2 separate regions of the Homo sapiens genome follow, and region 1 is linked to region 2. A link is a contact called in ENCODE Hi-C or POLR2A ChIA-PET data. All regions are on one chromosome and are shown on one strand. Each heading gives the region's core, a stretch centred on a gene start or an enhancer-like site at or near the end of the contact. The rest is flanking DNA. Distances are from core to core; before and after follow the strand shown.

Evidence for each region. A loop is a pair of places that touch in the nucleus more often than their neighbours do. ChIA-PET counts read pairs that join two places held with the same protein, here RNA polymerase II (POLR2A). Pooled maps may share reads with other maps.
Region 1: a pooled map shows a loop between it and region 2 (2.0-fold over the local background). The contact joins the promoter of WAKMAR1 here to the promoter of GGTLC1 in region 2. A Hi-C loop is called at or near these places in 14 of 168 maps with a recorded cell type or tissue (CD4-positive, alpha-beta T cell, CD4-positive, alpha-beta memory T cell, CD8-positive, alpha-beta T cell and 7 more) and 21 of 50 pooled maps. POLR2A ChIA-PET finds 5 or more read pairs at or near these places in 4 of 52 experiments (BJ, GM12878, PC-9 and 1 more).

Annotation. Positions count from the first base shown.
Region 1 is chr20:24,108,496-24,114,424 of GRCh38, forward strand. It overlaps WAKMAR1 (wound and keratinocyte migration associated lncRNA 1), which reads right to left and starts at 3,463. Exons shown (of 4, transcript XR_001754557.2): 1 at 3,230-3,463. RefSeq lists an enhancer at 4,312-4,812.
Region 2 is chr20:23,987,279-23,993,529 of GRCh38, forward strand. GGTLC1 (gamma-glutamyltransferase light chain 1) reads right to left here and starts at 1,501. Exons shown (of 6, transcript NM_178311.3): 1 at 1,331-1,501. It also overlaps the pseudogene POM121L3P.

The DNA.
Region 1 (5,929 bases), core at 2,213-4,712, 120 kb after region 2:
CAGATATTCCTTGTGAAAGCAACAATCAATACAAGGAGAAGGATGTCCCTGCTGCCATGGGCTTGTGTCCATCTCTTAAGGTGGCATCAGGGAAAGAGTCTGGGGCTGAAGGAGGGGAGAAGAGAGCGTCTACATAGTCTATTGAAAGGAATCCTAAGCCTCTGGTCCTGGCCTTCTCTCCTCCCACAGGGAAAAATTGGTGTGGTCCAAAGAATCAAAACATCCCAGAGTCCTGCTCCCTGGTTTTGATTTTACAAATTGGAAACATCTCAAACATTTTCTCCTCTGACATAAGAATAGTAACTTGAGCTTCTTATACTTTTCTCCCTATGGGTGAGGAGTTCCTTGCAGGCAGGGATAGGGAGTCTGTGCATTACATATGCCCGGGGCCCAAAGGTTTAGCTGCTTGGAGTAGGAGCTAGGGAAGTGAGGAGAAGCATTTGTGTTCAGTCATCCTGGAGCTCTGCTTCGTCCAAGGTGACACACCCCAAGCCAGATCATGACTGGCCCCTGACTTGGAAGACTGAGTCGTTGTCATAGCCAGGGCACCTGGAAATCTGCGATAGGCTAAGTGATTGCATAAAGGACACATCTTTTGCAACCTGATCGCCTGTCACCCTAGGCACCAGAAAGGATCAGAATCCAGCCTAGTGCAGGAGAAAGCAAAGCCAGGAGCCAATGAGATGGCCTGTTACAAAGGTTCTGTCCAATCCTGGCGTCTGGGTGGCAGCACAGTGAGCCAACCAGAACCTTGCTTTCAGGAAGGTGGGTGCGGGCAGCACGTAGTAGAAGTGAGGGAGGAGGAAGAGCACAGAGCGCATGGAATGCAATGGGGCCGTGAGGGGCGGCAAGGGGCCCAGCGATGTCCGCCTACTTCCCAGGGGACTTCCGGGGTTATGGGTTGGGAGATGATGAAGACTTCTCTCCAGAACCGCCAAGACTGTTGCCCCACTTCCCTGGGAACTCTCAAAATGAGCCTCCTGTCCACACCTGGAGCTCACCGCGTGTTTCTGTGTTGTGTAAAATTCAATCTTTGATCATAATGGGATTCACTTATAAATAAAAAATGCCACATGGCTGGCAGCCCCAACACTGCTAGAAATAATTACATATTTTCAAACATATGTGTAAGTTATGAAGTAATACTCTTTGAAAATGACTATTTCGTGAAAATGAAAACTTGAAACCTCTACAAACCGCTGCAACTCAGTGAAAACCAACAAAACGGCGAACGGTCAGACCGAAAGGGAAAGAAACCGAAGCAGTACTTAAAGGGAAGCGCGTGTTTGACATGTCTCTACTAGGGAAAAAGAAACACTGAAAACCAAAAAGCTACGCATAGGAGCCATAACCTAAGCTCAAAGAAAACAGGGCAAGAAGTAATAAAAATAAAAGTAGCAATTAATGAAAGAGAAATCAACATCATCAAAAGCTGGTTATTGACCGGTGAAGTTGAACCACCACAGTACAAAATTGATTGAAGAAAAAGTGAAAGAAACAATATTAGGAATAAAAACTAGTATATAATACAGATATAGCAAAGACTTAAATATGAATTTTAAAACAGGTAAAATTGACAAATTATTAGAAAACTCTAAAGGACTGAATCAAGAAGAAAAAGAACACTGAACAAAATCCTATTACTTTTGTTTTTAAATAAACTGCGTGAGTATTTAAGCCTTTCCCACAAAGGTTTTGCTTAGTTTCCCAGGCAAGTTTTTTAAGACTCATAAGGGCTCTTCCATGTGTACATTTGCCATGTGCCAGGTATTATTCTCATTGGCCTATGTGCATTAACTGATTTAATTGTCACTGGGACTCCACTTGCAGGTAGTGTTATTCTAATCCACAGATGAGTTAGCTGAGGCATGGGGGAGCTAAGCATCTTGCTCGTGGTCACACAAATGGCAGAGACAGGATCTGAACTCAAGCAGTCTGTGCACAGATTCCCCAACCCCAAAATGCCCTGGACACACAGATGATTTCCTAGGAAAAGACAATTTCCGACTTACAGAAACCTTTCCAGACCAGCTCTCCTTGTATTGAGGCTGACCTCTAACCCTGATGCCAAAAGCAGATAAAGAAAGGGAAGGAAAATTAGACCAATCTCTATCAGGAACAGAGATATAAATACATTTTCTACAAAATGTCTTTAAACAAAATACAGGCATGCACTGCAAAATGATGTTTCAGTCAATGAGCAAACCATGTGTATGATGGTGGTCCCATAAGAATATAATACAATATTTTTAGTGTACCTTTTCTATGTCTAGATATGTTTAGATACACAAGCACTTATCATTGTGTTACAATTGCCTACAGTATTCAGTACAGGGACACGCTGTACAGGTTTCTAGCCTTGGAGCAATAGGCCATACTATATAGCCTAGGTGTGCAGTAGGCTATGCCGCCAACATTTGTGCAAATGGACTCTATGGTGTTCACACAATGACAAAGTCGCCTAATGACACACTTCTCAGAATGTGTCTCTGTCATTAAGTGACATATGACTGTACTGCATTATATAAAAAAGATAGCACTCAACTAAATTGAGATTATTGAAGAAAGCAATTTTGTCAAACATTGGAAAATTATAACTTAAAAATAATATAGTTTGCCACTTTCGTAATGAAAGGGAAATGACCATATAGTTAGCTCAATGAAATCAGAAAAATCACTTGATAAATTTGATAAAAAATTCAAGGCAAAAACTCTTTTCAAATGAGAAATCACTGAAAAATTCTTAATCTCATGAGAGATACATACCAGAAAGGTATGAAAAAAAAAATTCCACTGAAGTGTGAAATGTCAGAAGCATCACCTGTTAAAATAGGAAAAAGATAAGGAAGGATCCCTACCACCCACCGTTTCCATTCTGTGCAGCACCTTCTAGCCAGAGTGACAAGACAAGCTCAGGCCCCAGGGACTAAAATAACAAAACTGCTATTATCTGCAAATGCGATTGTCTATATAGGAAATTCAAAGATTCTACAGACAAATTATAAGAAATAATAATTGAACCTAGCATTGTTTAATATAAAGATTATATATTAACATCTGTGGTATTCTGTACTCAAACAACTATTAGAAAATATAATTAAAATATTTCACTTATGGTGGCCAACAAATATAAACAGCCTATAATTTTTAATGTAAGACCGTAACATGAAAATGTATGACATTTTATTGAAAGTCATTATACAAGTCTTAAAAAAATGGAGAGACATACCATATTTGTAGCCAGAAATTCTTCATATTCTGGAGCTGTCAAATCTCTCCAAATTGATCATCCAGTATAATACAATTCCAACAAAACTTCACCAGGTTTTTCATGAGATTTGACAGGTTGATTTTAACCTGTGTGTAAGAGAGACATGGGTGAACTAGTTTCTTCCTATGCCTCCTCAGCAACTGACAGACTCCAGGCAGCTGGTATCTGTTCGCAGGTGTCCTGGCAGAAATCAGTCTCACTTCTCTGCCCCTGACCTGCAAAAGCTTGGCCCTGTGGTATGTCCCAGAGGTGTGCCTGGAACCTGATCTCCACCCATGCCTCCCAGTGGCACACAGGGCACATGGCAGATGTCCACTAACATCCCTGCAACTCCTCCGGGCACTGTTCCCTCCCCAGGGCTGGTGCCGTGTTGGCGGGGAAGCTGGTTTCACCTAGTTGAGGAGGAGCCTGGCCTCCTCTGTGCTCTGCTGAATCTGCCACGGTGCTCCAGGGCCAGATTCTCTCAGACTTGAGGGGCCCAGGGGGTCCTTCTCTCACTTTGCTAAGTCTCTGTGGGGAACAAAAGTGATGAGTTTTCCCTCAACTGGGCACCCTGCGCAGGTGACTGAGCTCTCCCTGCATAGGTGCCCTCAGTCACAAAGCGGCAGGGACCCAGCTGCCCCTTGCAGTGTCCTGGGGATTAAGTCGAATCTCTCAGGCTTTAGCAGGTAGAAATCAATGGTGGTTCTGGCCTCCACTACAGAGGAAAGCCGGGGGGATTCTAGATGAATTCAGACCATTATCTGACCCATTTCACCCCTTCCCTTCCCCACACAGGACTCTCTTCACCAGCAGGTGGTGTCCATCCCATGCTCACAGGGGAACCACCTGTGGGGTTCACCTTTCAGAAAGATGCCGTGGGCAAAAGCAGGCAGCCTCTGGGCCAACACTGCCCTGCCCCACACCAACTCCTCCCCTGGAAAATTTCTTCGCCTAACCCTCGAAATTGCCCTGGGGCCTCTCGGCAACCCTGTGCATGGGTCACCAGCTTCACTGGACAGATGAGGAAACTGAGGCCCAAAGAGGTGATGGGACAGTGCAGAGTGAGATCACCTCCCTGCCCTACAGAGAAGGCATGTAGCTCTGTCTCTAGGAGTCCAGACTGGGGGAGTTAGGGCAGGGAGCCCCGTGGGGAGATCAAGCCCGGAGCATGTCCAGGGGTTGTGATGCCAGAGAGCAAGTGGTGAGCCTGCACACGCTCTCCAGGGAGCATCGCTGTTCCCCTGGCTGTCTGCTCTCTCAGGGCATTCACAGAATCTATTTCCTCCACCTCCCCATGCCCAAGCGGTAAACTGCCTGTTTCCTGGTCCAGTCACCTTTGCGGGGTTGTTCTGTGCGTGCCTGAAATCTCTCCCCAGACACTTGGCTCCGTGACTGCCTCTCACTTCCTAATCAAACTAACAGGTTTCACATCCATGTGGTCAGAGAATGAGGAGGCAGAAGTAATCAACAGCAAATTGGCCAGACAGACTCAGCCGAGATGTCTCCGGGCAGCCTAATTCAAATCGTGGGTGAAGATGGACAGAGTGGAAGAAGAGAGGCCATTGCAGGGATACTCTGGAGTGAGTTAATAAGATTAGAGACTGGCAGCATCACAGTCGCCTGAGCCCAGATTCTCTTGAGCCCAGCAGAGCACAGAGGAGATGAGGAGTTCAGTTCAGAGCAGAGGGCTCAGGGCATGCAGCCCAGCAGAGAGTGCATGCTCCCAACTTCTAAACTCACAGGTCTGAAGGACTCGCACAGAAGCTCCCTCCCCAAGTCACAGGGAAGTGTGAGGCTCCTGGAGCTGGACAGCAGCAGCAGGGCAGCTGCTCCTCCAGTGCCTATGTTGACACATCTGAGGTGCTCTTGGTACCAACCTGAATTCGAGAACTGGAAAGCAGGAGGGTTGGGTCCTAGTCCAGTTCTGCCATAGCTAACTAGCTGTCTGGTTTTCTTCAAGTCACTTTGTTTTTCTGAGGCTCGACTGACTTTACTGGCTTACTCATAAAATGTAGCTTAAAAATAATAAATGCTATCCTTTTGAACACCAATATTCTGTTACCTGAAATATAAATTCTTCTGAATTAATCAGTGGCTCAAAAGTCTCTCTTCAATATGGAGTAAACACATGGGCTCACAGATGGGTCTTGTCCATCTTGGAGTGGTCAACACAGTTGAGTTTGTGCAGGGAGAGACCTCCCAGGCCTGGAGCCAGTGACCACGGGTATCACTGAGGACTGGCTTCCTCCAGACCCGGGCCTGGTATTTCACTTGCCTTTCTTCATGCCATTGCTACAACATAGCAGCGGTTCCTAGACCAGCAGCATCTGTGGACTTGTCAGAAACGCACATTCTGAGGCCTGCTCACAAAGGTACTCTAGGTTTAACAACCCCTCCAGGTGATTCTGACATTCAAGCTGGAGAGGAGCATGGACCACTGACATGGGTCACCATGCTCAATCTTTGCTGTCTATCCAGCTCACCTGTGCAGTTACCACAATCCCACATCTGGCCTTCTCCAGTCTGAAAGGCCTGGAGTTTTGAGGTTTGAAACTCCACAGCTGATTCCAATATGCACCAAATGTGGAGGACCTCAAAACTGGCTAATTTGGGCCATCACCACAGGTGTCAGTTTTAGCCCTCACAGACATTTCTTCCACTTTCTTGAGAGTACTT
Region 2 (6,251 bases), core at 251-2,750:
CAGGCTTAGGGCAGAGGAATGAGCAGGCTGGGGAGTGTTTTCACAGGGTCCCTCTGGCAGCTATGACGGGGATAAGGATAAAGTCCAAAGGGGAGGCTGTGGGTATCAACCAGGCAAGAGATGATGGCCTGGGTGGGAGAAAGAGAAGAATCAAGGATGGCGCCGACTAGCGAGGTAAACTCTGCAGAAGGGGCAGGTTTGGGGATGGTCAGGAGCTTGATTTTGGATACTTCATCAGACCTGAAGAGCATGGGTGCACGTATAAAAAAAATAAATAAATAAGCATGGGTTCACGGGCAAGGGCGGGCTGAGAGATGAACATGGAGGTATTGACATTGAGTGGCTGCTGGATGCCATGAGCCTGGCCAAGGTCCCCAAGGCAGTGGCGAGGAGGAGATGAGGAGGTCAAGGAGGAGACAGAGAGGATGGACCCGAAGGCCGAAGAAAATGCCTCAAGGGAGTTTCAACACCGGGCGCGGTGGCTCACGGCTGTAATCCCAGCACTTTGGGAGGCCGAGGCCTGTAATCCCAGCACTTTGGGAGGGCGGATCACGACGTCAGGAGATCGAGACCATCCTGGCTAACACAGTGAAACCCCGTCTCTACTAAAAATACAAAAAATTAGCCGGGTGTGGTGGCGGGCGCCTGTAGTCCCAACTCCAGAGGCTGAGGCAGGAGAATGGCGTGAACCCGGTAGGCGGAGCTTGCGGTGAGCCGAGATCAGGCCACTGGAATCCAGGCTGGGCGACAGAGGGAGACTCCATCTCAAAAAAAAAAAAAAAAAAAAAAAGAGTCTGGCTCTGTTGCCCAGGCTGGAGTGCAGTGGCGTGATCTCGGCACATCACAATCCCTTCCCCACCCCCGGGTTCAAGTGATTCTTGTGTCTCAACCGCCGGAGTAGCTGGGACTACAGGCGCATGCCACCATGTCTGACTAAATTTGTATTTTTACTAGAGACGGGGTTTCGCTATGTTGGCCAGGCTGGTCTCCAACTCCTGAGCTCGTGATCCGTCCGCTCCGACCTCCCAAAGTGCTAGGATTATAGGCATAAGCCACCACGCCCGGCCTCTTTTTTTTCTTTTTCTTTATTTGGAGACTGAGTTTTGCACTTGTTGCCCAGGCTGGAGTGCAATGGCGCGATCTCAGCTCACTGCAATCTCCACCTCAGCAGGAGAGCAGGAATCTTCAGTGATCCACGGGCAGATCTGCCGCCATTGTGGGCACCTGTTCCTCCCGCGACCTTTGTGCCCGTGTCTCTCCTTCCAGTACCTATTGCATGACCCCCCACGTCCGCCTCCCGCCATTGCCAGCAAGTGCCTTGCGCGGGTACCTGGCTGCGCTTATTAATCCGTTAAGCTCACTCTGTCACCGGCGCCATTAAGTGCTCACGCGCCCACTCCCTCAGGTTTAAAAGGCGCGTTGCCCGGCAGCAGAAGAAACTGCTGGCTTCGCCTTTGGCCGAGTTGGCGGCTGGACGAGGACGCAGAGCCCAGCTCTCGAGAGTTCAAGCAACCGACGGTTCCCCAGGGCTCCCAGGAGCGGTTACCTGGGCACTCTGTGCCCCTCCTTCCTGTTCGGGCCCAGGCCTAGGACCTGCCAGTAGGGCTCAGTTGCCTGGAGCCGGTTCAGCCCATCCCCCAGTTCACTTTGCTTGTGGGATCTCCCCGTTGCTCCTGCCTGTGGACTGAGTGGCAGGCCATCCTACAAGCACCCGGACACTTGACATCAGTGGTGTCAAGACAACTCTAAGAAGGTTTTCCGTGATCCTGCAAGCCCTGCGTTCCTTCCTGGGATCCTGCTTTCAATTTGATTGCACAGGTACCACAGCAAGCCAGTGCTGTGTGCTCTGAGTTCCAGGGCGTCCTCCAGCTCAGCCACTCCACTGAGCACAAGGACTCTCTGTGGGGCCCAGGAGCCGGGAGTCACCCCTTTGGTGTCCAAAACACCCGGCTGTCCCCAGACTTGTGTCCAGGGAAGACAGTGTTGAGGGCCCTCAAGGAGAGCGGGGCAGGGATGCCTGAGCAGGACAAGGACCCTAGAGTCCAAGAGAATCCTGATGATCAGAGAAGGGTCCCCGAGGTCACCGGGGATGCACGGTCTGCATTTCGGCCCCTGCGGGACAATGGAGGCCTCTCTCTCCCTTTGTGCCCGGGCCCGGGCCTCTGCAGACAGACCTCCATACCCAGAGGTGAGAAATCAGATATAACCAGACATCCCAGACCTCCTGGACGAGCTCCTGCACCAAACGAAATGCCATCTCCAGCTCCTGCAGCTCCACGGGAGGCTTGCCGGGGCTAAAGCGGAGGAGGGGACCAGCCTCATCCCACAGCCAGCTGACCCTCAGTTCCTCAAAGACAGTGGGTGAGGACAGGCTTCAGGCTGTCTCTTCGGGTCACACCCAGTGTGAAAAGGCAGCAGATATAGCACCAGGGCAGACACTCACCCTCAGGAATGACTCCTCCATATCCGAGGCCTCTAGGCCCAGTATACACAAGTTTCCCCTGCTGCCATGCAGGCGAGGGGAGCCTTTGATGCTGCCACCTCCCTTAGAGCTGGGGTACCGGGTCACTGTTGAAGACCTGGACCGGGAGAAGGAGGCAGCATTCCAGCGCATCAATAGTGCACTGCAGGTTGAGGACAAGGCCATCTCGGACTGCAGACTCTCACGGCCTTCCCACACTTTGTCCTCACTTGCAACAGGGACTTCTGGTCTGCCTGCCGTTTCTAAAGCACCCAGTATGGATGCACAGCAGGAGAGACACAAGTCCCAAGACTGCCTGGGCCTACTGGCCCCCCTAGCACCTGCTGCAGAGGTCCCCTCTACAGCTCCCATGTCTGGGAAGAAGCACAGACCACCAGGCCCCCTGTTCTCCTCCTCAGATCCCCTTCCTGCCACCTCTTCCCACTCCCAGGACTCAGCCCAGGTCACCTCGCTGATTCCTGCCCCCTTCCCAGCTGCAAGCATGGATGCGGGCATGAGAAGAACAAGCCCTGGCACTTCTGCTCCTGCAGCCGCAGCAGCCCCTCCCCCCTCCACATTGAACCCCACGTTGGGGTCACTACTAGAGTGGATAGAGGCCCTTCACATTTCTGGGCCTCAGCCACAGCTGCAGCAGGTGCCCAGAGGTCAGAACCAGAGATCCCAGACCTCCCGGACCAGCTCGTGCCCCAAACGAAAGGCCATCTCCAGCTCCTACAGCTCTACGGGAGGCCTCCCGGAACGAAAGCGGAGGAGGGGGCCAGCCTCATCCCACTGCCAGCTGACCCTCAGTTCCTCAAACACAGTGAGTGAGGACGGACCTCAGGCTGTCTCTTCGGGTCACACCCATTGTGAAAAGACGGCAGATACAGCACCAGGGCAGACACTCGCCCCCAGGGGTGGCTTCCCCAGATCCCAGGCCTCTAGGCCCTGTAGACACAAGTTTCCCCTGCTGCCACGCAGGCGAGGGGAGCCTTTGATGCTGCCTCCTCCCTTAGAGCTGGGGTACCGGGTCACTGCTGAAGACCTGGACCGGGAGAAGGAGGTGGCATTCCAGCGCATCAAGAGTGCACTGCAGGTTGAGGACAAGGCCATCTAGGACTGCAGACCCTCATGGCCTTCCCACACTTTGTCCTCACTTGCAACAGGGGCTTCTGGTCTGCCTGCCATTTCTAAAGCACCCAGTATGGATGCACAGCAGGAGAGACACAAGTCCCAAGACTGCCTGGGCCTAGTGGCCCCCCAGCATCTGCTGCACAGGCCTGTAGTCCCAGCTACTCGGGAGGCTGAGGCAGGAGAACGGCATAAACCCGGGAGGCAGAGCTTGCAGTGAGCTGAGATTGTGCCACTGCACTCCAGCCTGGGTGGCAGAGCGAGACTCCGTCTCAAAAAAAAAGAAAAAGAAAAAAAAGTTCTTGTGACATTTGTGTATGAAATCAGCCTTCACTACATGGATAGGACCAGCACGCTTCCGCGGCACGACTCTGCAATCTTACTACATTTTTTTTTTATTTTGTATTTTATTTATTCCTTTTGAGACAGAGTCTCACTCTGTCACCCAGGCTGAAGTGCAGCCGAGATCTCGGCTCACTGCAACCTCCACCTCCTGGGTTCAAGCAATTCTCCTGTCTCAGCCTCCCAAGTAGCTGGGACTACAGGCACATGTCAAAACGCCCGGCTAATTTTTGTAATTTTAGTAGAGATGGAGTTTTGCCATATTGGTCAGGCTGGTCTCGAACTCCTGACCTCAGGTGATCGACCTGTCTTAGCCTCCCGAAGTGCTAGGATTACAGGTGTATGTTTATTTATTTATTTAAGATGGAATCTTGCTCTGTATTTATTAATTTATTTATTTGAGATGGAGTCTTGCTCCATCGCCCAGGCTAGACTGCAGTGGTGCAATCTCGGCTCCCTGCAACCTCTGACTTCCAGTTTCAAGCGATTCTCCTGCCTCAGTGTCCCAAGTAGCTGGGATTACAGGTGCCTGCCACCACAGCTGGCTAATTTTTGTATTTTTAGTAGAGACAGTGTTTCACCATCTTGGCCAGGCTGGTCTCGGGCTCCTGACCTCATGAGCCACCTGCCTCAGCCTCGCAAAGTGTTGGGACTACAGGTCTAAGGCACCATGCTCGGCCATATTTATTTATTTAATTATTTAGAGACAAAGTCTTGCTCTGTCACCCAGGCTGGAGTGCAGTGGCGCCATCTCAGCTCACTGCAGCCTCCGCCTCCGAGGTTTAAGCGATTCTCATGCCTCAGCCTCCTGAGTAACTGGGACTACAGGTACTCACCACCATGCAGGGATATTTTTTTCTATCTTTTTGTAGAGACACAGTTTCACCATGTTGGCCAGGCTGGTCTCGAACTCCTGACCTTAGGTGATCGGACAGCCTCGTCCTCTCAAAGTACTGGGATTACAGGCATGAGTCACCATACCTGGCCTCTCACTACATTTAAGTGATGCCATGGCTCATGCCTGTAATCCTAGCATTTTGGGAGGCCAAGGCAGGTGGATTACCTGAGGTCAGGAGTTCGACACGAGCCTGGCCAACATGGGGAAACCCCGTCTCTAGTAAAAATACAAAAATTAGTCAGGCATGGTGGTACAAGCCTGTAGGCCCAGCTACTTGGAAGGCTGAGGCAGGAGAATCACTTTAACTGGGAGGCAAAGGTTGCAGTGAGCCAATATCATGCCACTGCACTCCAGCTTGGGTGACAGAGTGAGACATCATCTCAAAAAAAAAAAAAAAGAAAAGAAAAACATATGATGCCGGGGCATCTTGGCCTCAATACCTGCATGAGCACAGTCATGTCCAGGCCAGGGCTGCTGGTCGAGGTCCGGCCCCATCTCTTCCAGCAGAAAGGGAGTAAGCTTGCAGGGAGGCTGGGGGACAAGATCCCAGGATCTCAGCCTCTGCTCATGGATGAGCTCTGAGACCCCAAGTGAGCTGGGGGTGCTCCGTGCGCATTGGTTTCCCCAGCTGTCAAGTAAAGGGATTGGATGAGGAAGTCTTGTCAAGGTGGAATGATCTCAGATTTGGGGCAGCAGTGAATGATCCCGCTCCCTGGGCCGTGCCAGTGTCCCGGCCTCAGCTGAACACAGCCCCAACACTCTGGAATGGGGATGAGGGGGCAGTCAGCTCTTGCTCCTAGTAAGAGAGATGCAATAGGGCTCTGTGGCTGAGCTGGGTGCCTTGCCTCACACCTGTAATCCCAACCTTTGAGAGGCTGAGGCGGGAGGATTGCTTGAGGCCGGGAATTTTGAGAATAGCCTGGACAACATAGCCAGACCCCATGTCTACAAAATAATAATAAAACACACAGCTATAGTCCAAGCTACTTGGCAGGCTGAGGCAGGAAGGTCCCTTGAGTCCGGGAATTGGAGGCTGCATTGAGCTATAATCGCACCACTGCACTCCAGCTTGGGTGACAAACTGAGACCCTGTCTCTAAAAGAAAAAAAATCGGCCTGTGAGCATGGGTTTGATTTTCAAACAGGACCCGGAGGGTAGGGACAGACAGTGCTGTCACCCTTAGGTGCTGAACACTCAGAAACAGGCCAGCGGCAGCCCTTTCCTCACCTGCAGACACCAGATTGGGCAGGACACCACGTGGCACTTGCAGCTCTTGCAGTGAGGGCAGAACCCAGTGTCAACCCTTCTGCCTGTGGGAGGGGCTGCTGAGGCCTGCGGAGAGGCCAGGGTGGAGGCTCGTCCCCTTGTCCAGCCCTTGGCATGGTCTCCATCAGGTTCCCAGCCCACCAGTGCAGGGCG